2 separate regions of the Mus musculus genome follow, and region 2 is linked to region 1. A link is a loop called in an ENCODE intact Hi-C map of the cell type or tissue named here. Cell type or tissue: gastrocnemius. All regions are shown on one strand. Links, peaks and the distances in the headings refer to the core of each region. The heading gives the core; the rest is flanking DNA.

Region 1 (15,086 bases), core at 3,013-11,012:
TTCTGTCGCTGTGATGAACACGTGGCAAAAAGCAGCTGGGGAGGAAAAGGGCTCACTTCACCTTATAGCTCATAGTCTGTAATGAAGGGAAGTTGAGGCAGGAACTGAAGCAGAGACCAAAGAGGACTTCTGCCCACTGGCTTGCTTGAAGGCTTACTCAGCCTGTTTTTTTTTTTTTTTTGCACCACTGAGGACCACCAGCCAGGGGTAGCGCCACCCACAGTGGGCCAAGGCCGTCACATCAATCATCGGTTATGAAAATGCTCCACAGACAAGCACAGGCCAGTCTGATGGAAGGGATCTCTCAAAGTTTCCACTTCGCAGGTGTGTTCAGTTAATTTGTGTCAATTTTGTCAGTAGGAGCTCACAGAGAGCTCACAGAGGGAATGGGTGTGTCCTGCTTCTTTGGCTCACAGCAGTCTGGATTCCCTGTGCATCAACCTGAGCCCTTTCTCATTCCTGTCCCTTTTGCGTTTGGGTAACACCAATCAAAGTAGATACAACTTTTTTTTTCCATTTTTTATTAGGTATTTAGCTCATTTACATTTCCAATGCTATACCAAAAGTCCCCCATACCCACCCACCCCCAATCCCCTACCCACCCACTCCCCCTTTTTGGCCCTGGCGTTCCCCTGTACTGGGGCATATAAAGCTTGCGTGTCCAATGGGCCTCTCTTTCCAGTGATGGCCGACTAGGCCATCTTTTGATACATATGCAGCTAGAGTCAAGAGCTCCGGGGTACTGGTTAGTTCATAATGTTGTTCCGCCTATAGGGTTGCAGATCCCTTTAGCTCCTTGGCTACTTTCTCTAGCTCCTCCATTGGGAGCCCTGTGATCCATCCATTAGCTGACTGTGAGCATCCACTTCTGTGTTTGCTAGGCCCCGGCATAGTCTCACAAGAGACAGCTACATCTGGGTCCTTTCGATAAAATCTTGCTAGTGTATTGTAGTGGCTATTCCTGGTTGTCAACTTGACAATATTTGGAATGAACTACAATTCGGAATTGGAAGGCTCACCAGTGACCCTTATCTGGAGGCTTGGAGATCCTTATCTGGATCTTGGTTTGAAGATCTTGAGCCATAGTGGCTATGGATTCCAGAAGATTTAATCTCCGAGTTAAGGAACACACCTTTAATCTGGGCTATGCCTTTCATTTGGGATTAAAGGTGTGGTGGAACACACCTTTAATCTGGGCTACACCTTTTGCTGGAGACAATATAAGGACATTGGAAGAAGGGAGTCTAGCTCTTGCTCTTGCTCCTTTGCCTGCTTGCTGCGTGAGACTGAGTAACTGCTAGATCCTTGGACTTCCATTCACAGCTGCGACTGAACAATTGTTGGGAATTCGGCTGCCGACTGTAAGTCATCAATAAATTCCTTTACTATTTAGAGATTATCCATAAGTTCTGTGACTCTAGAGAACCCTGACTAATACATGTATGCAATGGTGTCAGCCACTATGTTCATAGCAGCCTTATTTATAATAGCCAGAAGCTGGAAAGAACCCAGATGCCCCTCAACAGAGGAATGGATACAGAAAATGTGGTACATCTACACAATGGAGTACTACTCAGCTATTAAAAAGAATGAATTTATGAAATTTCTAGCCAAATGGATGGACCTGGAGGGCATCATCCTGAGTGAGGTAACACATTCACAAAGGAACTCACACAATATGTACTCACTGATAAGTGGATATTAGCCCAAAACCTAGGATACCCAAGATATAAGATACAATTTCCTAAACACATGAAACTCAAGAAAAATGAAGACTGAAGTGTGGACACTATGCCCCTCCTTAGAAGTGGGAACAAAACACCCTTGGAAGGAGTTACAGAGACAAAGTTTGGAGCTGAGATGAAAGGATGGTCCATGTAGAGACTTCCATATCTAGATACAACTTCTTTAGGTCTAGTTCCTCCTCAGCCATTTTTCCTCAGGCCCAGGGATTCAGGCCTCACTTCCTCCCTCAGAGGAAAGCCAATCTAGACCCTTCAGGCTGCGTCAAGAATGAAGTTCTTAGAATGTGTCTTGATAGATGGGCTACAGCGTCTGCTAGACACCTGTAAAAAGAAGGGCCAGCGTGTGAGTGACACAGCTCTGAGGGGAAAGTTTTCCCCAGTGTAAGTACTGCAGCTCTGTGGGAGTTTTCCTGGCAGTAGGAAGCCAAGGAATACTACAATTCACAGTGCATAGCAAATTTCACACAAGAAATTTATTAGGAAAGACACAAGAGGGTGGCTGCCTCTGCTCAGCCTAAAGGCAGCAGAAACCTGAGTGGGAGGCAGGCTTTATGTAGAGTTTCTTGGGGAAGGTGTATTTTTCAGGGTGGAGATTTCCAGGGTGAGGGATTGGTGGGATTTAAAGTCTTAAGCTTGGGAAAAGCTCAAAGATTGGTGGGACTTTAAGCTCAGGGATTGGTGGGTTTTTGAGCTTAGGGACTGGAGGGTTTTCAAAACCTAGAAGTGAACTTGGGGCTTTTTACTGTGGCTGCACACATCAACCTTTGGCAGCTCAGAAGCAACTTTCAGGGGCCTGGGAAACATTCTTATGAAATATCTGTCTCTGTGGGAGGACAGCCTTCCACTCTGAAAACCACTAGACAGCAAATGCTACTGGCCTGGTCTCAGGCAAAGTGAATCTGTAGGGGAAAAGATCTGAGCCCTCTTCAGGATTTGAAGACCTATCAAACCCCACCAATCCCTAGGGGGGTGGGGGTGGGGGAATCAATCTTTGACAGGAAACCCTACCAATTACTGAGCACGGAATCCCACCAATCCTTGGACTTAGCTTGAAGTCCCCACCCTAGAAATCTCTTTTCTGGAAAACTCCTCTCCCAAGAGGAGTTATAGGCCTGTCTCCTGCTCAGTTCCCTGCTGCCTTTTGCCCTAGCAGAGACATTGAATCTCTAGTATTTTTCCCAAATAATCTCGTGTGAGATTATGGTGCGGTATGACTTTGCGGTATTCCTTGACAGGATACCTTCCCCCTCAGAACTGGAACACCTCCACTGGGGAAGAGTTCAGAGCTATAATGTCCCCTCCGGGGAAATTCTCCACCTCAGAGCTGCAACACTTCCTTTGAGGAAGGGTTCCAAGCTTACACTTACAGAGCCTTTGTTCTTTTCACTTCTCTAACTCTCCCCCCATGCCCCCAGCCCCCATGATCCCTCTGCCCGACTTGCTAGGAGACTTTTAAATGTGGTTGATTCTGGAGGTCAGGCAGCGTAGTTATGTCCACTAGCTCTGCCACAGAAGGCCCCTTGATGGAAGGTCTGAGGATAGTGGCTGCCACATTACAGTTCAGAGACTTCAAGGCAGCTTGTTGTTGTTTGCTTTTATCAAAACCATCTTGCTCTTGCACTAGGAAGGCAGCTCAGTTGGTTGAGTGCTTGTCTTGCAAGCAGGCAGACATGAGTTTGATGCCTAGAACAAGTTTTTTTAAAAGCTGGCCTGGTGACAACTGCTCATAATCTCAGCAGTGGGGAGACAGAGACCACAGATCCCTGGATTCTTCTAGCCTGCAAACCTAGCCTACTTGGCACAAGGTCCACGCTGGCAAGAGCTCATCACAAAACAAAGCAAAACTCCACAGGTGCTGGGGAATGACACCTAAGGTTGCATTCCAGCCTATATGCACAGGTACCCCACCCCCTTACACACACGCACGCACACACACACACACACACACACACACACACACACCACCTTTTGACTGGCTTATCTGGGTCATCAATAGGGAACCTTTTGCTATTAGGAGCCTGAAAACTCCAACCTCAGCTCAAGCTAACAGCCTTCCTGAACATACGCCTTTATAAGACCATGCTTTATTAATGCACACACAGACCACAAGCCACTTCACCTCTGCCCTTTTCCCCATGCCACTCATTGCCATGTGCCCTACTCCATACATATTTCTAAATCCTACCCTCCAAGAGTGGATTGAAGATTCGGTTACTCATCTCCACCCCCCAGCTATCTTGCAAAACTCCTTTCAGTGATTGGTACATTGTGTGGCAGACAATGAAGACCTAGTTTGGAACTGTTCTCAAGGCTAAGACATATTACTCAAAAAAAAAAAAAAAAAAGGTCTAGCCAATTGATGAGCTTCAATGAGAGAATGAGAGCTTCAATGAGAGAATGAGAGACCCTATCTCAAAGGACAAGATAGAGATAGAGAGAGAGGAAGACACTTGATAGAGACCTCTGGTCTCCACATATAAGGACACACAGGCATAAAGTTACACATACCCATACACATCCACGTCCATCCCTCACACACACACATCCACAAACACCCCAACCAACCCCCACATACACACACACTCACATGATCTAATTTGAAAGGACTTCACTGCTCACATAAGGGACCCAAGAACACAGGGTCAGTAAAGAAAAACAAAACCCGTTTGTCCATCCTGATAAAAGTAAGTTGTTGGTTTGGATTGGCAAGATGGTGCAGTAGGTAAAGTACTTGACACCGACCCCACTCCCCCATTCTATAGCAGCTGTTCTCAACCTGTGGGCTGCAACCCCTTGGAGGTTGCATTTTACATACCTTGCCTTTCAGATATTTACATTATGATTCATAGCAATAGCAAAGTTACAGTTATAAAATAGCAACAAGGTAATTTTATGGTTGGAGGTCACCGCAACATGAAGAACTGTATTGAAGGCTCACAGCATGAGGAAGGCTGAGAACTACAGCACTCTAGTAATAAATGTTTTTTCCTGGTTTTTAGAGACAGAGTTTCTCTGTGTAGCTTTGTTTGTTCTGTAACTTGCTCTGTAGATCAGGCTGGCCTCAAACTCACAGAGGTCTGCCTGTCTTTGCCTCCTGAGTGCTGGGATTGAAGGCATGTGCCGCCACTGCCCAGCAGATTTTTTTTTTTTTTTTTTTTTTTTTTTTTTTTTTTTTTTTTTTTTCATTTTTTTTTATTAGGTATTTAGCTCATTTACATTTCCAATGCTATACCAAAAGTCCCCCTTACCCACCCACCCCCACTCCCCTACCCACCCACTCCTCCCCTTTGGCCCTGGCGTTCCCCTGTACCGGGGCACACAAAGTCTGCGTGTCCAATGGGCCTCTCTTTCCAGTGATGGCCGACTAGGCCATCTTTTGATACATATGCAGCTAGAGTCAAGAGCTCAGGGGTACTGGTTAGTTCAAAATGTTGTTCCACCTATAGGGTTGAAGATCCCTTTAGCTCCTTGGGTACTTTCTCTAGCTCCTCCATTGGGAGCCCTGTGATCCATCCATTAGCTGACTGTGAGCATCCACTTCTGTGTTTGCTAGGCCCCGGCATAGTCTCACAAGAGACAGCTACATCTGGGTCCTTTCAATAAAATCTTGCTAGTGTATGCAATGGTGTCAGCATTTGGAAGCTGATTATGGGGTGGATCCCTGGATATGGCAGTCTCTACATGGTCCATCCTTTCATCTCAGCTCCATACTTTGTTTCTGTAACTCCTTCCATGGGTGTTTTGTTCCCACTTCTAAGGAGGGGCATAGTGTCCACACTTCAGTCTTCATTTTTCTTGAGTTTCATGTGTTTAGGAAATTGTATCTTATATCATGGGTATCCTAGGTTTTGGGCTAGTATCCACTTATCAGTGAGTACATATTGTGTGAGTTCCTTTGTGATTGTGTTACCTCACTCAGGATGAGATTTTTTTTTTTTTTTTTTTTTTTTTTTTTAATTTGTCAAAAGTTAAAGAGCTGAATTTTTGATAGAAGACTATCAGCTGATAGGTAATAGTTTAATGAGTTTGAAAGAATGCTGAAATCAAGTCAACTCTTCCTACCAAGAAGTATGCTATGTCCCGAGTGTCCTCAATGAATGCTAGGTTATCAGGGTTGAAGGTTGTTTGGAAACATTGCATTTACCAGTCTCAAAATAACACTCTGCTCATTTTACTTATTAATCAGGAGAAAGATGGGGGCAAAAGAGATGGCTCAGGGGTTAAGAGCACTGACTTATCTCGATGAAGATCCAGGCTTGATTCCTAGTACCATGTGCCAACTCATAGCTCCAGTTCCAGGGGTGACCATGTATGTATGTATGTACATATGCATGTATGCATGTCAAAAGCGCTAGATGCCTTGGAAGTGTAAATACTGATGGTTGAAGAACCATGTGGGTGCTGGGGCTTGAACCCTGTTATCTGAAGAGAAGCCACTACTCTTTACTGCTGAGCCATCTTTCCAGTCCCGACCGTATATTCTGTACAACCTATTATTCTATCCAAATGTGTACCCTGACTGGATCCCGGGGCCTGGGGAAAAAAAGAGCAATAAAGGACATTGTTGGGCAGCTGAGGCACCAGCATATGGACAGTAGCTAACAGTGTTGAAGTCACTTCCGTTACCAGTTTGATTCATTGTGGCTGCAGAAGAGACTCTCGCCAGGAGAGGGCGACTGTAACTAACGAATGTCAGGTGGCAGGAAGGAACAAGATGAAAAGAGTGAAACTTCACAGCTGCTTTGTTAAGGCTCCCCAATACCCTTAGGGGCACGGAGGTATGACTGAGTCCTGCCCACCAAGGGACCCGTTTGGCTGTCCTGCTGGGACCTCAACTGCATTCACAGTCTGCTAGCTGCTTCTTCCTTGCTGATCTGGTCTGGTCTTGTCTCTCGGTCTCCGCAGTATATGTTGTTCCGTGCACAAGATGCTCTCCTTCAGGTAGGAGCTATGCAGCAGAGTAAAATGAGGCACGGTAGGGGCAGGCTCAGAGCCTGCGCCGCAGAATCCACACTTGCATCCTTCCTCCCACCAAGCGGAGTCAGACCGCCGACCCCAGGGGCGTGGGCGGGGCGTGGGTGGGGCGGGGCCCGTCCTGCTGTCAATCTCAAGACTGCCGCCGCCGACTGGCGGGCCTGGTGGGCTCTGAGTCAGCTCACTGCCTTCACCAATCACAGGACGCAGCTCGCGAAATCCACTTCCGATTGGTCGTCTGTGACCTCACATCATCTGGGGCGGAGCTTCAGGCAGGCACTTAGAACACTGCTGGAGAGCGTGGATCAGCCGCCTGGATTCCGCACTCAGGTGAGAATTCGTGTGCACGGACCAGGCCAGAGTGCAGGAGAAGGACGGTGCGCACAGATGTGTGTGTGAGTGGGGGCGGGGGGGGGGAAGCGTCGAGAGTGCAGAAGAGTGGACCGTATGTATAAAAGAAGAGAGTGAGTATTCAGGAAGGAGGCAGTTTGTGCAATTGCGGGGGCGGCAGGAGATGTGTATGTAGATGAGGGTATGTGTGTTTGCACAGGTTTTAGGTAGATTGTCGAACAGATGTGCAGATTTAGAGGCGTGTGCACAGGAGAGAGATCTATGTGTTCTGGTTTGGGGAGATGTGTGCTGAGGGAGGGGGCCTGAAGGCCGAGTAGGAGGGGGGATGCTTTGCCCAGATGGTCAGGTGCACCTGTGATGAGGTATGGAGGTGGAGGCAACCATCTCCTGTGAGATGAGGATCCAGCTCCCTGGGGTACCTTCGAATGCTAGAATGTAGAGGGGCAAGTATAAACTCACCCCTTGACCCATTCTCCTATCCCAGAGCATATACAACCTGGAGAATCTCTTAATTGGATTTGAATGATTCTATTATTCTCTCAGGAGATAGATGGATTGCCCACTGGCATAAGGATCACAGGACGATCTAGGCATACCTGGCCTCCCCAGGTTGTGGAGAGTCCCCTGTGCCCTTAAAGATCGAGATGGTTTTCAAAGGAAGAATTCAAACAAATGAACATCTTTAATTTTTGAGCTACTTTGATAGAATCTTTTTGAAATTGCTCTTTAAAACAAACAAAAACAAAGTAGTTGATGGGTATAGAGAGGGCCTGCATGCTGCATGCCAGAAAGAGGTACACCTAGTAGTGTATGGTAAAGCCCTGCTACCAAAGAATTTGGTAAAAACAAAACAAAACAAAAACAACAACAAAAACCATTTGGATATAAAGGAGGGACAGTAGATTATATAAATGAGAATTTGTGGAACAATCTGGAAGGGTAATGAGGCCTGGGATGGACTTGAGGGAGGAGAAAACACTTTTGGTTTCACATCAGACGTATATTTTGGAACTTCTGAAAAGCAGAGATCTTATAGCTTCGATTAGAACCAGAGATTATTCCAAATCTCTGGTCATTTCCTTCCTCATTGGACTCATTTCTGGGGGCTTCAGGAATTGCTGTTCCTCCACAGGGACCTCAAGCTTTCAAGATAGTCAGACCACAGTTCTGTGTTCTGCTGGAGAGGATCCTCTGTATCCCCTGTGCAGAGCTTACCAGCCTTGGGTCACTCCAGAAGCCAGCCTCCCTGACCTGGGGAAAGTGGTGGGCCTAGTGAATCCCCACATGCCATTTAATTACAGAAGCTCTTCTGCTAGAAAAATCGAGGAAACCCCAACATGCCAACGTTTGTAATGCTATCTATAGTCTTCCAGGTCCTTCCGTAATACAGGGCAATTCGGTGACTTGTCCCCGCTAACACCTGCAGAGCCGGATCTTTCTAGCACTGAGTGCCAGAGCATCTGATTTCTTTGGTGATTGTCAGTGGGTGTGACAGAAGTTTACGTGTCTATACAGAGCACTGCAGGAGGATCTTGTGTCTGCCTGCTGCCAAAGCCCCAAGTATTACCCAGGATAAATTCCCATTGGTACACGTAGGGGGACATGCTTCTCGCCATACACCCATTTCCAGGATTTCCTACCTTTCCATCTTAAAATCCAACCTGAGGCTAACAGATCTCCAGATTCATTACCCTACTGTTTCTGGAATATTCCGGCGACATAGATGCTTCTCTGTATGGAAGATCCCTGGAATCTGGTAATGCAAAGTTAACCATGCCATTGTTACTGCACAGCCTCCCTGTGTGCCAAAGTGGAGCACCAGGCCCAGCCTTGTCTGGTAGGCTGCATGAGCAGTCACCGGATTGCCCTGCCTTGTTCTTTCCCCATCGTCCCATCTGTGAACATTATTCATTCTTCCGGTGGGCTGGGCTCCTGGCACTCGGCAAATGCTGAATGGATTGTAGCTCTAGCATCAGGCGGCAGCTCCTTGTAGACACCTTTTTGTTGCCCCTTCAGGGTGTGGAATGACCGAGCTGTGACCACTAGGGTCTGGTGATGTCTCATATCCTTTCCAAGGAGAGATCTAAAAGGCTTGCCTTTCCCTAGCACTGCCCGAATGAGTTTCTCACTGCCTGGAGGCCACCCATAAGCCAGGCCAAGCCAGCCCACGTGGGTCTGTGGGAGGAGAGTCCACTCCCATGACATACTTCCCCAGACCTTGAGAAATGCTGAAAGGCTTGTTTAGGTTTGCCATGCCCCGGCTTGGTGCTTCCTGCTGATGTCATAGCTGTCTCCTCGCCTCCACACATGCTCCTTTCCATAAGAAGGATGGATAAATAAATTATTAAAAACTGACACAAACATGTAACCACTAATACATAGGAAATGAAGCCAGATGGGTTAGAAATTTAAGGTTATTCTTGGCTACACAGTAAGCTCAAGGCCACATGCCCATGTAGAAGAATGGCCTGTCACCTTCCTCTGTGCTGGGTGTCACCCCTCAAGGCGACAGGTGTTCTGCTTTTTGGATCAACCACCCTGACTGCAGCAGCTTCCATTACAGCGTGTTGGCATCTCAGGCCTTGGTGCCCCAACACAACCCCTCCCCTTGGATCTACAGCCATCAGGTTCATGGTGAGCACTTTTGCTTTTCTCTTCCTGAATTGTCACTGAAATCATCCCACTGCCTTAGGTGTGGTGGACAGTTTTCCAGTTGCTGCATGGCCATGCTGCCCATGGTGGCTTTGTCTGGTCAGCTGAACAAAGCCTTCAGCTTTCTTGACCTGAGTCAGGTTGTTTCCTTTTCCTTCCTTTTCTTAAGACAGGGTCTCAGTTTTTTGCTCTGCTGACCTGGAACTCACTGTGTAGACCATTTGGGCCTCAAACTCACAAAGATCTATCTGTCTCTGCCTCTCAGGCGCTCATTAAAGATGATAGTACCACTATGCCTGGCCCGTTGGTTTCATTTAGCGTATGGGGCACCAGTGAACCTTCCATATCTGTCCTTTATAAAGATGACCATCACAAATCCTTGGGGACATAGACTTAGGTGCCATGGGGCACCCAATAGATCCCTGATTCTCTTGCATTCTCGTGAAAACTGGTTCCCAATCCAGGTCTTTCTCTGAGCTACTCTGTGTTTGTGGCATCTCAGTGGCTTCTAGTATGTTCTGTGGGAATGTGCCAGCTCCAGGGTGAATGCCAGGATGGTTTTACATGTGTAGGTGCGGCTGTCGGCATCCCAGAGAAATCTGTTACTATCTGTCAGGCCTACCTGTGCTCCCTCTAGCACTCCTGAGCCTCTGGAACTTTGCATTCACTTGCCCCAGCTCGACTTCTCAGGCTCCTGCTGACATGGCTCTGTCACCCCTAGATGGACTCGGTGTACCCCAAGCCCTGAGTCTGGCCCTTGCTTGATGTCAACAGTGACCCTGACACATACAGTGTGGATCCTTATCTGCCATTCGCCTTGACATTTCAGCCTCCTGGGTGACCTTGGTGTTTCTGTGGCCTCTATGTCAGGGTGTTGCTCAGTATATGGACAAGGATTTATCAGACCTTGGGGGACTTCTGAGCCTGGACATTTTGAGAACCATTTTTGAGAAAGACAACATCATTCTATTGTGAAACCTGTAGCCCAGAGGTCAAAGGTGAGTGTGTTGCTCACAGTGCCCTTGAGCACGGGCAGTGGAAGTGAGGTACTGTTTTAAAAGCTGACGAATAGGCTGGAGAGGTGGCTGGGTGGCAGAAAGCACTGGCTGTTCTCCCAGAGGACCTGGGTTTGCCCAGCACCTATATGGTGGCTCACAGCTCTTGGTAACTCTCTTCAGTTCCAGAGGATCTGACGTTTTTTTTTCTGCCCTCTGTGAGTGGTGCACAGACATACAAGTAGACAAAATCCACATGCACATAAGATTAAAAAAATAATGAAGGAAACAGTGCACCAGTCACATGTCAGCTGTTCAGTGAGGCTCGGGAGTGGAAGGGGATCCCATCTCCCCAGCCACCACACATTTATATCTTTTTACAGAATCCGGTGCCTGTGACAGAGGTATGACCAGATACCTGACCTCCACATACATTTAAAATAGTTACTTTTGTATTTTTTCCAGAGTCTCCTGTAGACCAAGCTGGCCTTGAACTTTATCTATAGTTTAAGATGGCCTTGAACTCCTGATCTCCTGCCTCCAAGTGCGGGAACACAGGAGTGTACTATCACTTGGCACTATCAGTTGGCTTGGCTCTGCCAATTCTACCAAGTAAGCTACAGGACCAGCCCCACTCAGACATTCAATGTGTGATTTTCATCACATTTCTGTCCTGTGTTTGGAGAAGGAATATATCATAGGGCCTAGAGGTCAGATGACAAGCTATAAGAGTTGCTTCTCTCCCTCCACCACATGGGTAACAGGGTTTGAACTCAGGCTGTCTGCCTCTGCAACAGACACCTTTCCCTACTGAGCCATCTTGCCAATCTTTGTCTTTTTATTGTTTCATGGTAGACAGTGCTTGTTATTGCTAGGTGTGGTAAATCACATCTGTCATCTCAGTCACTGGGAGGGAGAGACAGGAAGATTGCTGTGAGTTTCGGGCCAGTCTAGGTTGTAGAGTAAGTCCCTGACTCAAAAAAACAATCAGACAGCCTGTACTGTGGACAGCGCGCTTTAGTATCTCGTGTTTAGGTCTGAGGTTCTTGTCTCATGGGCTTGCATAGTTTCCTAGCACGGTAGACTATCAGAAAGGGATGCTGGTGCCAAGCTTTATATCCTTGGGGCTCATCTGTGAGTCAGGGCAAGAAGAATATCAGTCCCCTCTTTGGAGACTCCTGGAAGGCATGTGGACACGTGGCCCTGGGTTTACTGTGATTAGTGTAGGCACTAGAGATCTGGGAGATTAGGGAAGCTTTGGTAGTTGTGTGGGACTGTAAATGGGAGCGTATACCAAGTGCATTGTGTGTGCTGCTGAGCAGGAAGCAGTGTGATAGTTTTCAGTGGGTGGGGTGAGGTTGAGGGAGTCAGGGGTGGGGCTGTCAAAAGCAGGTTGATCTATTCAGGCAGCACAGGCTCTGAGGCCAGGCTTGCTGGAGAACAGACTTCATACTGGCAGATCTCTCCAGTGTTCCCTTTCCATTCTTTGTTTGTCCTTGGTGTGTGCATGCAGGCATATGTGCACAATATGTGGGTGGGTGAACGTGTGCCATGGGGTGTGAGAGTGGAGGTCAGAAGTCAACTTTGGCGAGTTAATTTTTCTCTGCCACATAGTCCTGGGGATGAGACTCAGGTGGTCAAATTTGGTGGCAGGCATCCTAACCTGCTGAACCATTCTGCTAGCACTGCTTTGGCCCCATTTCACTGATGGTGTGTGTGTGTGTGTGTGTGTGTGTGCGCGCGCGTGCACACGTGGGTATGCGTGTACGTGCGCATGGGAGGCCACCGATGGTCAACATTGAGTGTCCTCCCTCCTTGCTCTTTCCTCCTTAGCTTTTGAGGCTGCAGCCAATGCTGAACTCTTGGCTGACTGATTTGGCTAGACTGCCTGCCAGAGAACTGCAGGCTACTCTTTCCTTTCTAGCACTGGGATTGCAAGACCTGTGCTGCTGAGCCTGGCTGGTTTTTTAACATGGGTGCTGGGGATAGACCTCAGGTCCTTAGGCTTGCATAGTAAATGCTTTACTGAGCCTTCTCTACTGGCACTCTGAGGGCTTTTAAGATATCACTTTAAATCCTTGATATCTTAAAATTTTTTACAAGCTAGACTTGTTTTAGAGGGGAAGGGGAAGCACTGGCCTGGGGAGACACCTGGAGACCTTATCTATGAAGTGTGTCCTCCTCCCCTCAGGGTCCTGAAGGGGGAGGGATGAATAGTGAGCTGCCTTCTATTGTAGGGAGAGGGACAGCGCACAAACAAAACGCGCCTGTGCAGTGAGCAGAGTTATAGAGGGAAGCCGCTTGCCATTAGCTGGTCACAGTCAACTGAGAAGGGGACCTGGGACCTTTTACATTAGTGCTGTACAGGGACATCTGTGAACATGCTTCGAGAAGTAGTGCGTACTATCAGGAAAGCTGAAAGCCATATTCAAAGATGGTGAAGATCCTGGGGTCTGGAGGAGCAGGGAGGAGCCAGTCTCTGCATCTGCCACAGCTGGGGAAGATACTAATGAGTGAGGTGGGGAGGTTGGGTGGGAGGCAGCAGGCTCAGCAAACACCTAAGTGCCTTCTTTTCTTCTCCCAGAATCTGTTGGGGGTAATCAGGTACTGAGAAAGCTACAAAGGTTGCCTGCTCTAGTCAGCACTTGAGTCCTGGTGGGGTCTGACTTTCTGGGAAGATCTGAGCCTTTCTTCCTTCCCTCAGGGCCTGATGGCTTCGAAATCCCAGCACAACGCTCCCAAAGTCAAGAGTCCCAACGGCAAGGCTGGATCTCAAGGACAATGGGGCCGTGCCTGGTAAGGGGCTTGCCTATTTTACTAACAAGAGGATGAGGCTGACTCTCGAGGGTTTCAGTCTCAGGGATATTATGGATCTAGAAAAAAATGATTATTTTATAAAGACAAATGAAAGGCAAGCTGTTTCCCACTCCACAAAATGAAGAATTGGAAAGAAGAGTTTAGAAGCCATTTTGGGTGCTCTGTTCCTTGCCTGAAGTGCTTGGGAATGGAAATAATCTCATTTCTGACATGTGGGTGCTTGCGAGCACACACACATTGAGATATGTATGTGTATGTAATCTGATATATCTTAGGGAGATGGTTGTAAGAACCCCATGCTCATTCCATGAAGGTAACCTATTTTTAGCATGCCTATGTTTTTAATGCAACTTATCACATGAGGGCAGAGTTGGGACTTACCCTGCCAGGAATCCAGGTCTTTCAGATCCAGGCCCTAAGAGTCATCTTGAGCCCTGCCACCAACCCAGAAAAGCTGGGTTGGTGTCTTGGTGCTCTGTCTGCCATTGAGGAATATGAATACATTGTGTGTTAAGTGTCCTTAATATAAGAAGTGTATTAAATGGAAGGGGCCTGGGGAGCCACTGGCCCTGAGGGTCAGGAAGAGCCCCCTGTACTCATGTACTGGTCTGTGGGCTTTTTGTTGGTGATCACAGGACACCTGGTGCTGCCATAGGAACAGCATAAATGATCTGCCCTGGCTGGAGGGATTTCTCAACTGATACCCTTTTCCACCAGGTTCTAATGGGTGTAAAGGAGAGGCCGAGGGCAACTTGGAGGCCCCATGTGGCCCAAGGAGGGCATGTCAGAGAGCCTTGTAGGGCTCAAGGGACAGAAGAGAGTCTCAGAGGAATGGAAGAGTGTCTTAAGCATCCTACCATGGGGTTTGAGGGACAAAAGGGAATCTCAGAGTTCTCCATGGAGCCCAAGGGATGGGACATTTCTGTCCAAGGAACAGAAGAGGGTCTCTAAGTCCCTGTGGGGCTTGAGAACAAGAGCCCTCATGGTAGCCACCCTCTGTCCTTCTCTCAGGGAAGTGGACTGGTTCTCCCTGGCCAGCATCATTTTCCTGCTGCTCTTCGCTCCATTCATTGTGTACTACTTCATCATGGCATGTGACCAGTACAGCTGCTCCCTGACTGCCCCCGCATTGGATATAGCTACAGGCCATGCTAGTCTGGCAGACATTTGGGCCAAGACACCACCTGTGACAGCTAAAGCTGCCCAACTGTATGCCTTGTGGGTCAGCTTCCAGGTCAGTCCACTGCTTTGGGGTTGGGTTGCAGTGGGGTCCTGTCTGGGATGCAGACTTCTGACCCAGAGTGATGTTCAAGTCAGGGTGCAGCAGTTACATAGAAGCAGATACACAGAGCAGGAAGCACCTGTGTGTCACATTGTATCCTTTATGGTTACCCCCCCCTTCCACCCCCACCTGACTGAGCAGTGAGGGCTGCCAGTGGGAGGGCATAGGGTGCCTGAGGGAGTTCCTTCACACAGCTGGAATCTTTCACGGTAGCTTCTGGGAGGGGTTGTCCTAGACTTCACTGCTTCCACAGGTTGCCAGATAGTCCTG
Region 2 (15,086 bases), core at 3,675-11,674, 230 kb before region 1:
CTCTAGATAACCACCTCAGGAGGTTGGCACAGATGCCATCTTCCTCAGATAAAGAACAAAGGGCTAAGAGCAGCTAGCCAAGGTCTGTCCTTCCCAGAGGAGCCCGGCTTAGGGGCCAGAGCATCCAAACAGTCACAGACTTCTCTGGGAGGTGTCACTACCAGTGAGTTACGTAAGTCGATGGGACCTGTCCCAGACATGTCTCCTGCTTGCTGAGCATGTGATCAAACACTCAGCCAGGGTGCTGGAGAGATGAATGCATACTGCTTTGACGGACCTGATTTCAATTCCCAGCACCCATGCTGGGTGGCTCACAGCTCTAAGGAACCTGAAGCTTCTGGCCTCGGTGGGCACTGTATTCACATGCTCATAGCACCACATAGATACACACATATACACATAATTAGAAGTAAAACAATAAAAAAGTAATAATCACCATCCCACAACTGGAGAGCTTTCTGAAGCCTGTGCCACTATGGGTGTGAGCTAAGTATAGCAAACCATGATGAGCCTATCAGGTTAAGAGGCTGTAGTGGCTTCCTGGCACATGCTGGGCTCCAACACCACCTGGCGGGTTTGCCACTTTGCCTAATCTGCTTCGCTTAGGACAGTGTATGATAGCCATGAGTCCTCCTGAAAGCTGCCAGCACTTGGCTTGGCTGTTAGGACCTTGAACGCTCAGGCCTGGCCAATGCTGAGAGGCCAGCAGGCAGACTTCCCCAAAGTACTGTCGTGTACAAGGCATCTGCACCCTTGTTTCAGTGCACAGCTCTGTCTGGGTTGCAGAAGCCAAGGCAGAGGAGAAACAGAAGATGCAGAGGCCATAGCCCAGCATTGGAGTAACAGAAGGACTCTGAGCTTAAACTGAGGGAACATGGGAGTCATGTGCAAACTTTCTTACCTTGTTCCGGGTGAGGCTATTATAGAGGCGGAGCCTGCAGGGCTCAGTCCCTGCTGGGGGGGACCACTGAGGCTGCACTCGCCGGCCTTTACCTGGAAGCACAAGAACAGATGGGTCACATGGCAGGTCACCTCTGGCTCTCAACGCCAGGGTTGAGCAATGGCACTTGTGCTTTTGAGACAGATTCTCGCTTTGTAGCCCCAGCTGTTCTGGAACTTCTCATGTCGTTCAGGCTGGCCTCAAACGGAGGCTCCTCTGGCCTCTGCCTTCTCAGTGCTAGGCTTAAAGGCATGTATGTGGCTTGTGATCTTCAGTTCACCTTCTGCTGCTGCATTCCAACAAGACCTCCAGAGAGACTCAAGAACACCCTCATGATATGCCACACACCTCCCACCAGCCCTTGGCCGTGCACCCATCCCCACACAATGCTGTCCATGCCTCTGGGTCTCCATAGGCTCTGACTATGACATGGCAGTGTCATTGCTGCCCTTGCTGCCTCCAGCTCTCAGGATCCTTTGCCTGGGCAAGGTAACAGTCTGTGGACACTTTGTGATACACAGGCCACCTCCAAGTCACCGGGTGCAACAAAGGTTAAGGTAAGAATAGCCTCCAGCCCCTCCTGTCTCTGTCCTTGGCATCATATCTGGCTTGGCCCACAGCTAGACTGACCCTAAGCTCTGGATACAAGTCTGTTGCACTCCCACCCTGACCCAGGCCGGTCCACACTGGCAGGCTCCACAGCCTAGCCTCTTTCTCTCAGGCAGTGCCTGCTCTCTGGATACATGACCCAGGCCTCTTTATCTGAGGCCTGAAGGTCTTTCCCTGAAGACAGACCTGTTTCTAGAAAGGACGTCCCTAATCTGCATGCCTGGGTACTCTGAGATGTCACAAGGGTGATGCTTCAAGCCTCACAATCTCAGTCTAGAAAAGCTGACTGAAACCCACCAGGAAACCATATGACCATCCACAGCCTGCCCATGCTCTGTCGGGCATACCTGCCTTCCTCCTTAGTCCTGCTGACAGCCAGGCCCTGTGTTGCTCCCCTATGCAGGTCTACGAGTATGGATCTCACTGGACCACCTGTGGCAGACCTTAATGCACCTTGGTGTCCAGTCCCTCTGCCCCCCTCACCTCTGCTGAGCAAGGTGGAAGGTCTTGAGCTGACCTGGTCCTGGTCTTCCCTCACCATGGACACTTCTCTTGCCTCTGGCCACCTCTGACTCCTATGCAAAATTGACTATAAGTGACACCACACCTCAATAGGTCTACCTGTTGATTCTGCTTTAAGTCACAGAGAAATCTGTTAAGGGCACGGGCCATCCCCAGGCTCCATCCTTGCCCAGATCACACTAGACAGAATAAAGGAGACTGGTAATTAACAGGCTATTAACGAGAATGAAGGGGAGGACCATCACTGTGTGGGGGTATATGAGGGAGGGGAGACAGCAGTCAGCAGCAAGCAGGAGCTCCTTCCTCCAGGTGTGGGGTCCCATCACGGGCAGACAGAGGCTGGGATGGAGGAAACTCCAACTCTTCACCAGACACCAAGCTCAGTCTCAGCTTACCCTGAGCACATTAGTACCTGACCAGAAAGTATCTCAATGTGATGGGAGGATTCTGAAACTGTACTTCCTCAAAAGACCCAGAGGTGACACCAAAAATGGAGATGCTGCTGGATTCTCACAAGAAGAGACACTACCAAGGGCTGCTACATTGAACGCTGCCACAGACCCACAGCCCAGTGACAGGCTTTAAGCTCATCCGGCAGAGACACATTCTGGATTGGAAAAGGGTGCAACAGGGCAAGATATACAACAGCCTGCCTTCACAGGTTCTCTGGGTCAACAGGGCACACAGGAGAGGTTCTTAGGTTCTCCCTGAACCCACAGTCTAAGGACCCACAGCAGTTTCCTAGGTGTTGTCAGCCTCTTTAGGTTTCTTCTGAAACAGTCCCACTCTGGGCCAGGCACCTGTGGTGGCACAGGTCTAGTACTGCAAGTGTCACTGACTACAAAACAGGCAGCTTTGTAACGCAGACAGCTACACTTTGAAAATAGGATGCAAGAGGCTGCAGGTTCAAGGATGGAGAAGCTGCTGGGAAGCAACGGCCAGCTCTAAGGGTGTGAGGTAATGCAGGAGCTTGAGCCCACATCCAGGTGAGAGCCCCCAAGCAAGCTCAAAGCCCGAGGATGGAGTGGACCTCCATGCTGAACCACACAGGGTGACAGAGGGAAGGATGGTGACAAGTGGGCTGGCTCTTCAGGAAGGGAACTATGAAGGCTAAAAAGAACACATACATTTTCCATGTTTGAGAGGATACTTTGCTGCTAGGGCCTCAGCCTTGAGAAGGCAAGGGTGGTGAAGACAAGATGGGACATGCTTTATGTATAGAACAGCAAGCAGTAAGAACGGTGGGCTATGTTGTGGGCTTGAAGTGAGGAAGTGTTCTTTCTCATTTGGAGAGCATGCTTTAGAAGACACCCAGGACAGGGAGAATTCTAATCCTCATAGCCGTATGGAGGCAGACAGAGCTACCATTAATCCAGAGACATGATGTGGACTCTGGAGCCTGGGCCTGCCAAAAGCCAGTGAACAGTTATGGGCAGCCCAGCTCCAGCCTCCTCCTCTCTCAGCTTTTGCATGTTTCTACATTAGGGATCTGACCTAATGCATTTTCTTCACAAGATTACAAGGACCTCATGGCCCTGTGGGCAACTGTGGTGCTAGAGGAAGCAGGGCAACCCTGTTAGAGGACGTTAGTGCTGTCCTTGGTCCCTCTTCCATTCAACAGCATCCCTCAGAGAAGCCTCAGTAGATAGTGGCTGCCTGTAGTGGGAGGCCCTTCTCTTCATTGGTCACAAGGCCCCTGAGAAGCAATGCTCTGCTGTGTCCACTAGCACAGATAGTGGTATGTCTATTTGGTTCTTCCCAGAACCATAAATGAAGCCTAGATGGCTGGCTGTTGAGGCCAGGGCCCATCCCTGGCCCCCCTTCCTACTGCCTTAACTTGGAGTTGGGGCACAGTGTTCAGTCTGACTCCCTGAGATCTTTGGAGAAGACACCTGGTGTTATATATGACATCTGGAACACAGTGGACACCTGGGACAGTGCTGGATACAGGAACAGCAGAGGTCTAGGCGAGACTATGCAGCCACACCTCCCACCTAGGCTGGGACAGGGTTTTACTTGGGATAATCCAGAAAAGTCAAGACTTTTCCTGACCCTAGGAGACTCTTCAACATGCTCCAAGTTCCCAACCCAAGCCTGCAAAGCCTCAAGGAGGCCATAGCAGGGACTACCATAAGTCAGCACTCAGCCCTCTCCACATAAAGGAAACGTGTACTACAGCCAAGGGAGTCTGGGGCTCAAGGGCCTCAGGCAACGTCAGAAAGGAGCACCCACAGAAGGGAGCTTTCCCATATGGCCAGATCAAGATGACAAACCATTGGAGTCCCAAGCCAGAGCCTTCCCAGTCCTGCCTCCTCATCCTAACAATTGTGCCCAGTGACACCAGCAGCACCCACAGGCATGACTGACTTCATTTCAAAGCAGACAGGAGACTTATGCATTTTTTTGGTCAATGAATACAGATCCAATATTTAGTGACATTGCATCTGAAGAGAAACAAATGTAACCTATGGGACTAAAGACAAGAACCAAGAGCCACTCCCATCAAAGCATTAGTGGAACCCCAAGACAGGTCTGTAACAGCATCTAGTATGGCCCTGAAGTGGTCCCAAAGGTGGCGCTGAGCTACATGTTGGTTACATGACTTTATCCTACCAGACCCAACAAGCATGGCTTCTGCCCCACAGGAACACTTGACTGAAATATGGAGGTGAGTCTCCAGCAGGATATCCACTGCCCTGTAGCACCTCATGCCCTTGACCTTGAAGCAGAGGTTCACTGCTGTTACTCACTTGCTTGAAGCCTGCAGGGCTCGTCTCTGCCTTGGGGGCCACCCAGGAGCGCTTCTATGTGCCTGAACCACCGAGCCACGTGGAAGAGCCTTGAGTCAGCGGGAGGGGCCGAGAGCTGCCTGAACACGTCCACATCTGCCTGGGATAGGGAGTACCCCTGGATATAGCTACGCGTGCTGAGGTGTTGGTCCAGGGCCTGCACCCTGGCTGCCTCGTCACTAATGCTCAGAATGGACCTGTAGTCGGCAGCTGCAAAGACAGAGGGCACAGGATGTCAGGCCAGAGGGCAGACAACCCATGACATCAGGCAGGCAGGCAAGCAGGCAGAACAGCACATGTCAGGCAAGCGAGTAGGGGAGATGCAACATCAGACAGGGCAGGCAAGAGGGCACAGGATAGAAAAAAACAAATAGGTCACAGGATGTCAGGTATGCGCACAGAAAGCTTCCAAGGTACAAGAGCCAGACAGCTGTGTTTGTCAAAGCCCTTTCCTGCGTGTCAGACATCCAGAAGAGGAAGGACCACAGGGTGGGCATGCAGAAGGATGGCAGGGTGACAGTGGGGCAGGTCAGGTTCCCTCCTAAAGCCTTAAGGAAAGGCTTCATATGTATACTGAGGTGGTCTGCAGTACCGTGAGTGACGCCAGGGATTAATGCCAGGGATTGTGTACTTTAAAATGGCTAACTTGGGTCAGGCATTTTCATGTACACCTTTAATTTCAGCAGAGGCAGAAGCAGGCAAATCTCTTGGAGATGTAGCTCAGAGTACTCACCTAGCAAGTATAAGGCTCTGGGTTTGATGTCCAGCACCACAAAATAAACTAATCAATTAATGAAATGGCTACTTGCATGCTGCGGAGAGGGTAGCAGCTGAAGAGCCCTCAGCACATGACATAGCCACGCATAAGCCTGTAGACTGGAACAAATATGGCTTCCAGAAGCGAAATACCATATCCCTTCCTAAGTTCTCCAAACCCACTAAGAGTGTTCAGGGCTGCCAGGAGGAACTGCTCTGAGGACACCTGACCCCTCCACTGGGGCACCTGCTACAAAGGGTATATAACAGCTATGACTGCCATCACCCACACCCCTGAGAGTGGACAGTCTCCAGGCAGTGTTCTGCATGAGCTCCAGGAGGAGAGAAGTCTAAGCTTCTATCGTGGCTGGACTTTTACATCATGTCCTAGCTAGTTTTATGTCAACTAGGTCTAAGTTGGTCATTTAGGAAAAGGGAACGTCAGTTGGGAACATTCTGCCACCAGAATGGCCTAGGAGCAAGCCTGTGGCATATTTTCTGAATTAGTAATTGAGAGCTAGCCCACTGTGGTGTCATCCCTGGTGGTCCTGGGACGTGTGAGAAAGCAGGCTGAGCAAACCCTAAGGTGCAAGCCAGTTAACAGCACCCCTCCATGGCTTCTGCATCAGCTCCTGCCTCCAGGTTCCTGCCCCATTTTGAGTTGCTACCCTACTTCCTTTAGCAATACAGAATGTCACCTGAGAGTTGAAAAAATAAACCCTTCTTTTCCTGGGTGTTTTTTGGTCATGGTATTTATTCTATCATAGCAGTAGAAACCCTATGGGACACTGCAAGCCCTGTATCTTTTCCTCAGTACTCAGCCCTTAGTACACAGCTTTAATTCCAAACAATGAAGGTAGAGTTAGTTTGTAGAAAGAAGCACCCATGTTTGAAAATGATGTCAAATTGTGTGGCAGACAGAGTGATGAAGCAGACAAAGATTTGATGGAATAGAATATGCTCGACTCTCATAAGAAGAAAGAGGAAAGAGAAGCTACTTAAGGGGCAGTGTTGAGAGGAAAAAGGGAGGAGGTAGTTTTATGGGGAGAGTTTTATAGAGACAGGTGAAGACAGAATGAGCCAGAGAATGAGAAGGGGCCAGAAGATTGGAACATATTGCCAAAGTTAATATGAGGCCAAGCAGAGCTGTTCAGGAGAGGCCAAGAGAGAGAAAGCAGATTGAATCAGTCAGCTTGGAGAGGAGTTTGAACCAGAGCAGCTGAGTTGAACCAGCCAACTAGAGTTCAGAAGGAACTAGAAAGGGCGAGCTTATTCAGCAGTAAGTCTCAGAGGCTGAAAGCATTCTAGGCCTAGATTAGTAGACTGAGGCAGTAAGCCTCGGGGTAACAATTATTACAGGAGAATAAAAGTTACTTTTACAATTCCCAGTTTCAGTTTCCTTTCCTTCTTTAAGCAAGAGGCTCTCAGGACCCAGTTGTAGGCTTTGAAGAAGAACCCCTTGTTCCAGCCCCTCAGCCAAGGTGACAGAACTAGATCTGGGCCTTCTGCTCTACAAAGAGGGCCCTCCAACTGCATTCTCATGACCCTGCCTCTAGGCCACTTGGGTGAAATTAACAGGACATCTCTTCCCAGATAAAGAGGCTACCCAAGAAGGAAGGCAGTCCCTGCCTAGCAGTCCCCGAGACCACTGAGCCATGGCCAGGAAAACTCCAAATATTTACTTCATCGCTTGTTTTCCTCTCTAAGTACCCACGAGGTTCCCTAATGATAACTGCTATGGCCAGCATTGGGAGACAGCACTGGGCTGCAGAGAGCTCTGGAAGATGGGCCTTGCCAGCAGGCTAAGCACCTGCCCTCTTCAGAAGGAAGCACACTTAATACCACCAGCCTCATAAAGCCTTGGAGCTCTAAGTGCAATTACACTTAACACGCTTTACAAACCTCTGGCAAAGAGCCAGCGCCAGGCTTGCTGCTGTCATTACTATAATTGCTCCTGCATTACGATGATTGTAATCACTGAAGTACTCCAGAGGCTCCCTGGAGGAATGTGCCTGACCACAGGATCCCAAAGGCTCTGGGTAGCACAGCCCAGACCACTGTGAGGGAGCAAAGCCTGCAGGTGAGAAGGGGAACTGAGGATGTGCAAGGTGCTCCAGCTGGAGCTGTGCAGACACTCCTGGAGGAAACGCCTAGAACAGGTCAGCTTTCTCAGGGGAGTCGGTTAAGCCATTCCCTGACTGTTCATTGCTTGACAACAAAAAAATTCCTCCCAGGCCCATTCGGCAAACTTGATGTCACCAGGACCCTTCGAACATCATGGTCAAACTATTCTGCCTCCACAGAAGGGCACACCTGCAGCTCATCCCCTGAACTTACAAAGAGCAGAGCGCTCTGATGGTGGGACCGTCCCAGAGGTAGACAGTAACTGACACAGCTACAGACCAATCAGCCACTGAGACTACACAGGAGCTGGCACTCAGCACAACGAAGAAGCAAAAATCACTTCCAATGATCCATAGTCCTAACATGTGGAAGCAGCGTCCTGCCTGGCTCTTTCCATCAGCATTCACACCCGCTCAGCATTCACACCCTGCCTGGCTCTTTCCATCAGCATTCACACCGCTCTCAGCACCTGGCCCTGTCCCCTTTCAAGTACACTGGAAGAGAGCATTTCTTGGAGCAGCCCCCTAAGCTCCCAGAGGGTAAGCCTTGACTTGACACGGGGCTATACCGTCACTTGCTCTTGACTTCTGTCTACTACTGTCACTATTGCTAAGGGTCCCTCAAAGCCCTCACCTTGCAGATGTCCCAAAAGTAACCACACCTGCAGATTGTTTCCTCCCTGCAAAAGCACCCCACCCCCACCCCTGGGCACCCCCTCCCCCGCCCCCGGGCACCCCCTCCCTCCACCCCCGGGCCCTCTAGCTGCTCCTGCTTCTCCTTTCCCATATGTTCCCTATGGGGTTCCCACTCTACTGCCACCAGGAGCTGCTGCTCAAGATGCCAGAAAACATTCATATATTCAGAGGCTACTGCCATGAATGAACATAAGGCCAAAGATAAGCAAATATCTGCATCCTTCAAAAAGGTCCACTTTGGCAGTGCCTTGGAGGTCCCATGGTTCTGTGTCTTGCTTCAACCGTGTTTGGACGGAACAGATCCGGGGACTCACACTTTAATAGCTTCCAGCCACCTTACAAGTCTCTCCAGTCACAGCCTCCAGGACCATCTCCTCGCTGCCTTCGGCTCTTAGGACCAGCTAGCACTGTCTTCGAGGTTAGTTCCATACTCTGAATCAGCCATTATTCCACCAAAGTGGAAGCTGCTGAGAACTTGCACTGGTCAACTTGCACCTGCAGGCCTCCTATGCCTACCTCTCTCTGTGCTGTTTTGATCGGGATGACGTGGTTTTGGAGGGCGTAGGCCACTTCTTCTTCAAACTGGCTGAGGAGAAGAGTGAGGGCACCGAGTGTCTCCTCAAGTTGCAGGAGAATCGTGGGAGCTGTGCACCCTTCCAGGATGTGCAGAAACCACCCCAAGATGAATGGGGTAAAACCCAGGAGGCCATGGAAGCTGCCTTGGCCCTGGAGAAGAACCAGAGCCAGGCTCTCGTGGATCTGCATGCCCTGGGTTCTGCCCGCACAGACCCTCATCTCTGTGACACCTTGGAAAGCCACTTCCTGGATAAGGAGGTGACGCTCATCAAGAAGATGGGCAACCACCTGGCTGACCTCCCTAGGCTGGCAGGGCCACAACCAGCGCAGACTTGGCACGCCCCAGGGATCTCTGGGCGAGTATCTGAGCGCCTCACTCTCAAGCACGACTAGGAGGCCTCTGTGCCTTCCAAGGGGCTCCCTCCTCTGCTCTGCACCAACCCGCCACAGGACCTCTACCTGAATGAACTTCTCAAGCCACTAGACAGTTGCCCTGGAGCCTCTCCCACATCTTGGACCAAGTAAAAATAAAGCATTTTGAAACAGAAAACAAAAAAAAAAAAAAAAAAAAAAAAAAAAGAGAGGTCTATTTTGCTCTGTTTTCTACTTCCTGTACCTGGCAACTGGAACCAACCTGGTCATTCTAAGAGATTCTGAAAAAGGGTCGCTACATGGTAGCTGAAGTCCCTGCACCCAGGGGTACCTGGCCTGTCTCTAGCTGTGGTGATGGCAGACTGAACACTTTACTTCTCTAGACCTCAGGGTGCTCATCTGCACAGGAAGGGTCACAAGGAACACAGGCACCGTTGCAGTTGCCCTGGGACTTGTACTGTGGCAGACTACATGTTAGGCATGATTATGAAGACTATGTGGTTAAGCTATGGGGAAAATCTGGCACCTGAGATGAGCTCCACCTATCAGAGGGCCTGAAATAAGCCTGCGATCCCATACTCTGGGTGACATTGTGTCCCACGTCATTCAGAGCTTCGGCCATCTTCTGAGGAAACAGGAAGGGAAAAGCAATCACCCCAGTGCCCTCAAGTTGCAACTAAAGGCCATCTCTGTACTGTGGCTTTCCAGTTCCTGAGTGGTTTTATATTGTTTAAAACAGGATCCCATGTAGTCCAGGCTGGTCTCAAACTGGTAATCCTCCTGCCTCATCTCCCAGAGTGTAAGAATTACTGATGTGTAGCCACACATAGCTTTGTTGGATTTGTTAAAAGTGGCTACCTTCTCTGAGTTGCTTTTTTCTTTCGTTTTTTTGTTAATTTGTTTGAGACAAAGTTTCACTATGTATCTATTATCTATGACTGGCCTCGAACTTACTATGTAAAACAGGCTGGCCTTGAATTCTTAGAGATCCCCTTACCTCTGCCTCTGGAGCACTAAAATTACTGAGTGACAGGCACATGCCACCACACACCCATTCCTGGATTTTCATGGAAGTTCTGACTCCTGGATCATCTTCCCTCAGGACTTGTGATCTCCCCTGAGATCTGCACATCATGTATACACTTTTACTTAAAAGCCAAAGAGGAAGCTAGACATGGTGTTGTGATACCTGCCATCCCTATAGGAGACAGAAGGATCGGGAATTCCAGCCTGGGCTATATGAAACCCTGTCTAATTGGATGGATTGATGGATGGATGGATGGATGGAGTCGCAGAGTCCCATTCTTGACAGACCTGGTCCTTACACACCTGGCACTGTTCCAAGTTCTTCCTATGACTACACCACCCTCAGTGGCAGGACCCATTTCCTGTAATGTGAGTATGGGCATAGTTGTGATCCTAGACCTGTTGGGCAGCTCAGGGTGGAGCTGCTGGCCATGCTTCTGTGTTATAGTAGTCTAGGTGGACTTACAAAAGCTGCTGTGGGTGAAGCAGATAGAAACTAGGCATGCCAGTTGAGTGGAATGCTAGAATACAAAGGTAGGTACCACTGTCACTAGGCACATGCTAAGCAGTCTTGTCATCTGGGTACTCAGGTGATCAGAATCCAGCAAGGCCACAGTAACCACAGAGCACCACAGGATGCCTGAGAGATCTTGGAGACAGGTAACTGAGAAGTCAGAGCTCACATCTAATTTCTGGCTTCATCACAGAGACTAAAACCTACACTAAGCATTCTGCCTTTGAAGGCTTGCTTCTCACCTTCCAGGATATGGGCCAAGGCCTTTGCTCTTTCTAGAACCCACTTGCTAAAAAGATGAGAAAAGACACTGCTCTTCAGCGATCTGCCAAGGCCCAGGTCTACCCTGGGGTGACGTAAGTGACTGCTTTCTGAGGGAATCTCCCAATTGGCAATAAAGTAGATTGCCAATGATGCTCTGACAGTGATGCTCTGACTGGACAGGTCTCTGTGGTGACTGCTGACCACACTGGAGATTAAAGCCTTCATAAATCCCCAAGCTCTTTCATGTATGCGTACACGGAGTCCCTGCTTCCTCTGCCCTACTTCCCTAAGTACCAACCTCATGTGCCCTTCCGCCCACCTGCTTGGGCAGAAGACCAAAACAATCTTTGGGCCTTTGCCTTACCCCCAAAGTCCAGCCAGGGCAGGAGGGGGAGTGGTGAGGTCTCATCCAGGTACCAACTAGAGTCAGGCTATTTGAAACAGGACCATCTCTCCTATTGCTGAGTATCCAAGGAAACTTTAGCCTTAACCCAATCAAAAAATTGAAGCTGAGGAAGGGAGGCACTTACAAGACAGGAGTCAGGTCCCACCAAGGAGTACTCTAGCTTCAGGGAGTCATGGCAGCCACCCCCAGGTCCTGGCCTGCCACTGTCCATTGAGACGCTGGCCATCCCCAGAGCTTTGGTTTTGCACTGCCCACTTGGGCCACGGCTGTCCCCACAGGCTTACCGGAGAACGTTTTATCCCAGAGCCCTGGACTGGATACTACTCACCTGAGGATCCATCTCTGCCCACTCCAGTCACTGCCTAATCCAGATCTCTAGCTTGTCACTGCCCACCTGGGCATGCACTGTTCCTAGAGCCCTGACCTAGCCACTGCCCAACCCAATAGCCTCCACTCTAGAGCCCTGGCTGGTCACTTCCCGCCCAGGGATCCTCTGCCGAACAGCCTTTGCCTGCCACTGCCCATTTAAGCCTTTACTATCTTCGGATCACTGGTCTGGGCACTGCCCACTTAGTCCATGGTTGTCCCCACAGACCCGACCTGAGCACTGAGTCCCTGGGTCTTGCTGCCCCCAACCCCTGGCTCGCTTGGCATTACCCACTCGTTCCACCGCTGTCGCCACAGCACTGGCCTGGGCACTGCCTCCTTGGACCATGCTGCCCACACAGCCCCAGCCCGGTACTGCCTACTCGGGCCATGCTTGTACCCAGAGCTCCACAGTCATCCCGCAAACCTCACCCTGCTCCGCGGAGGAACCTGCCATCACTGGGAATCAAGACCCGCGGCCGCCGCCACAGACGCCTTCCAGAATCTGATGCAACCGCGGCGCCGGAAGTCCCGCCCCACCAGTCGTCTTCCGGGCATGTCCAGTAGCTAGGCAACTGCAAACTGACGCCGACGTGGGGCATGATGGGAGAATACTATGGTTTACGCTGGCGCGGAACTTAATAGACACCAAAGGGCTAAGACAGTGAGAAGCGCAAACCCGGGCTGCTGAAGAGGGCTGGGAGGGGCGGGACGAAATGGGGGAGTGGGAGGGGCGAGGAGCTGGGTAGAGGGGCGGGGCAAAACGAGTAGAGATTAAAGAGATGCAAGGGAAAGGGTGGGGCAAGGGACTCAGCGACTGGAGGAGAGGGGCGAGGAAGACGCCTTTTTCTGAGACACTCTCCAAAAGGCCACACAAGCCTGGAAACAGGTGGTTCCTGTTACACTCTCTCCTGAATCCTTTTATTTCCTGTGTGTTCCTTAATTCCTGATGTCGCCTCCCAAGACACACCATCAGAGGGAGGTTTATGAGAAGAAATGGAAAGTATTATTTTAGAAACATAGCCAGGTATATAGCGAGACCCTGTCTCACAATTTTTTTTTTTTTTTAAAAGCTCCGTTTTGAGGTTGGAAGATGGTTCGGTGGTCAAGAGCACGGCTGCTCTTCTGGAGGACACCGGTTTGATTTCTAGCACTCACAACTGCTCACAACCGGTTGTAACTTCAGTTCCATGGGATCCTAACCCTCTTTTGATCCTTGTGGGCTTTGCATGCCTGTGGTGAAAAAGACATGTGTTGTGTGTGTGTGCAGGGAAATAAATAAATACAATTATATATTCTGGTATATATATATTCTGGCAACCATGGTCTTAATTCCTGGAAACTCAGGAGGGAGAAGCAGGCAGTTCTCAGTGAGTTCCAAGTCAGCCATGGCTCCATAAGAGACTCTGTCTCAACATAAATAAATAATTAATTAAAAAATAATTGATACTTGGTAATATGTATTGTTTGGTTATGTACCCTTGGGACAAGGGACTGAGGTGCAAATTTTATATTTCAAAGCAAACCTGGCCTCCAGGTTCTCTCAGCATCCCTCAGTCCCTACCTGGCATACCCTTGCTGTAACCCTGAACTTTCCAGCCCAGGGGCTGGACTGCCCTTCCCCCAGAGGCTCTTCCCTATATAAACCAGATGTTTTGGTCTTCCTCATCGCTCCTCCTGTCTTCTCTATGTTCACACCCTTTCTCTTTCTCTCTCCTCCCCCACCATGGTGACTTCCTTGGCCTCAGTCCTTGGGGCCAGTGAACTTTCGCCTGAGAGCAGCTTCCTAATAAACCTGCCTATATGTACTCTAATCAGGCTTGAATTGGTTCATTTCATGGGCAGCAGAGAAATAATGTATCACATAGGTCTTAGTTAGGGTCTTACTGCTGTGAAGAGACACCATGACCAAGGCAACTCTTATAAGGACAACATTTAATTGGGGTTGGTTTACAGGTTCAGTGGTTCAGTACATTATCATCAAGGCAGGAGGTGAGAGTTAGACCTCTTCAGCTGAAGGCCGCTAGAAGACTGGCTTCCAGGCAGCTAGAATGAGGGTGTTAAAGCCCAAACCCACGGTGACACACCTATTCTAACAAGGCACTCCTAATAGTGCAACTCCCTGGGCCAAGCATATACAAACCCATTATATACATACATAAAGTATTAAACATATTAAAGTGATCAGAGCATATATTGCTAACTTCACAACTTTCTCAAAAATACTGTATTTTTGCTGCCAGTACTTTCTTTTTAAAGTTTTTGAGATAATTTTTATTTTACATGTAGAAATGTTTTGCCGGCATTTACATCTGTTCAGTGCCTGAGGAGGCCAGAAGAGGGCAACAGACCCCCAACAACTGGAACTAGAGACACCAGTGGTTGTGAGCTGTCACATGGTTACTGGGAACCAAAACCAGGTCCACTGGAAGAGTAGCCAGGTTCTTAATTGCCGTACTGGCTACTTTTGTGTCAACTTGACACAAGCTGGAGTTATTATAGAACAAGGAGCTTCAGTTGGGGAAATGCCTCCATGAGATCCAGCTGTGGGGCATTTTCTCAATTAGTGATCAAGGGGGAAAGGCCCCTTGTGGGTGGGACCATCTCTGGGCTGGTAGTCTTGGGTCCTATAAGAGAGCAGGCTGAGCAGGGCGTGGTGGCACACGCCTTTAATCCCAGCACTCAGGAGGCAGAAGTAGGCGGATTTCTGAGTTCGAGGCCAGCCTGGTCTACAAAGTGAGTTCCAGGACAGCCAGGGCTATACAGAGAAACTCTATCTCAAAAAAAAAAAAAAAAAAAAAAAAAAAAAAAAAAAAAGCAGGCTGAGCAAGCCAGGGGAAGCAAGCCAGCAAGGAACATCCCTCCATGGCTTCCGCATCAGCTCCTGCTTTCTGACCTGCTTGAGTTCCAGTCCTGACTTCCTTGGTGATGAATAGCAGTATGGAAGTGTAAGCCGAATAAACCCTTTTCTCCCCAACTTGCTTCTTGGTCATGATGTTTGTCCAGGAATAGAAACCCTGACTAAGACAACTGCTAAGCTGTTTCTCCAGCCCTATAACACCAGTACTTTAAAAACTAAAGCCCAGAGTATAACAGGGCCTCAGACCTTATCACAAATGACTCCATG

What was found. A loop is a pair of places that touch in the nucleus more often than their neighbours do. Peaks named below come from ENCODE experiments on the same cell type or tissue, not always from the same donor. Only the 100,000 strongest peaks of a DNase experiment are listed, where the experiment ranks them.
Region 2: a loop joins it to region 1, with 2.4 times the contacts of the local background. A loop is called at or near these places in 1 of 42 quality-filtered maps.

Annotation. Positions count from the first base shown.
Region 1 is chr7:143,823,217-143,838,302 of GRCm38, forward strand. Dhcr7 (7-dehydrocholesterol reductase) reads left to right here. Exons shown (of 9, transcript NM_007856.2): 1 at 1-324; 2 at 6,923-7,049; 3 at 13,422-13,513; 4 at 14,546-14,768. The coding sequence starts at 13,428. Among named protein-coding and RNA genes, the nearest start is that of Dhcr7, 7.6 kb to the left of the region's middle. In gastrocnemius, for the core only: a CTCF peak has its summit at 6,413 (motif pointing right); DNase peaks (open chromatin) are centred at 6,416, 6,895 and 7,371; H3K4me3 peaks cover 1,443 bases; H3K27ac peaks cover 1,882 bases.
Region 2 is chr7:143,587,591-143,602,676 of GRCm38, forward strand. It overlaps Cars (cysteinyl-tRNA synthetase), which reads right to left and starts at 12,500. Exons shown (of 23, transcript NM_013742.5): 1 at 12,392-12,500; 2 at 4,822-5,070; 3 at 902-993. The coding sequence starts at 12,416. It overlaps Gm15579 (a long non-coding RNA gene), which reads left to right and starts at 12,514. Exons shown (of 2, transcript XR_870064.3): 1 at 12,514-12,623; 2 at 13,033-13,268. It also overlaps the pseudogene Gm15580. In gastrocnemius, for the core only: no CTCF peak of the experiment used is centred there; a DNase peak (open chromatin) is centred at 7,537; H3K4me3 peaks cover 885 bases; H3K27ac peaks cover 493 bases.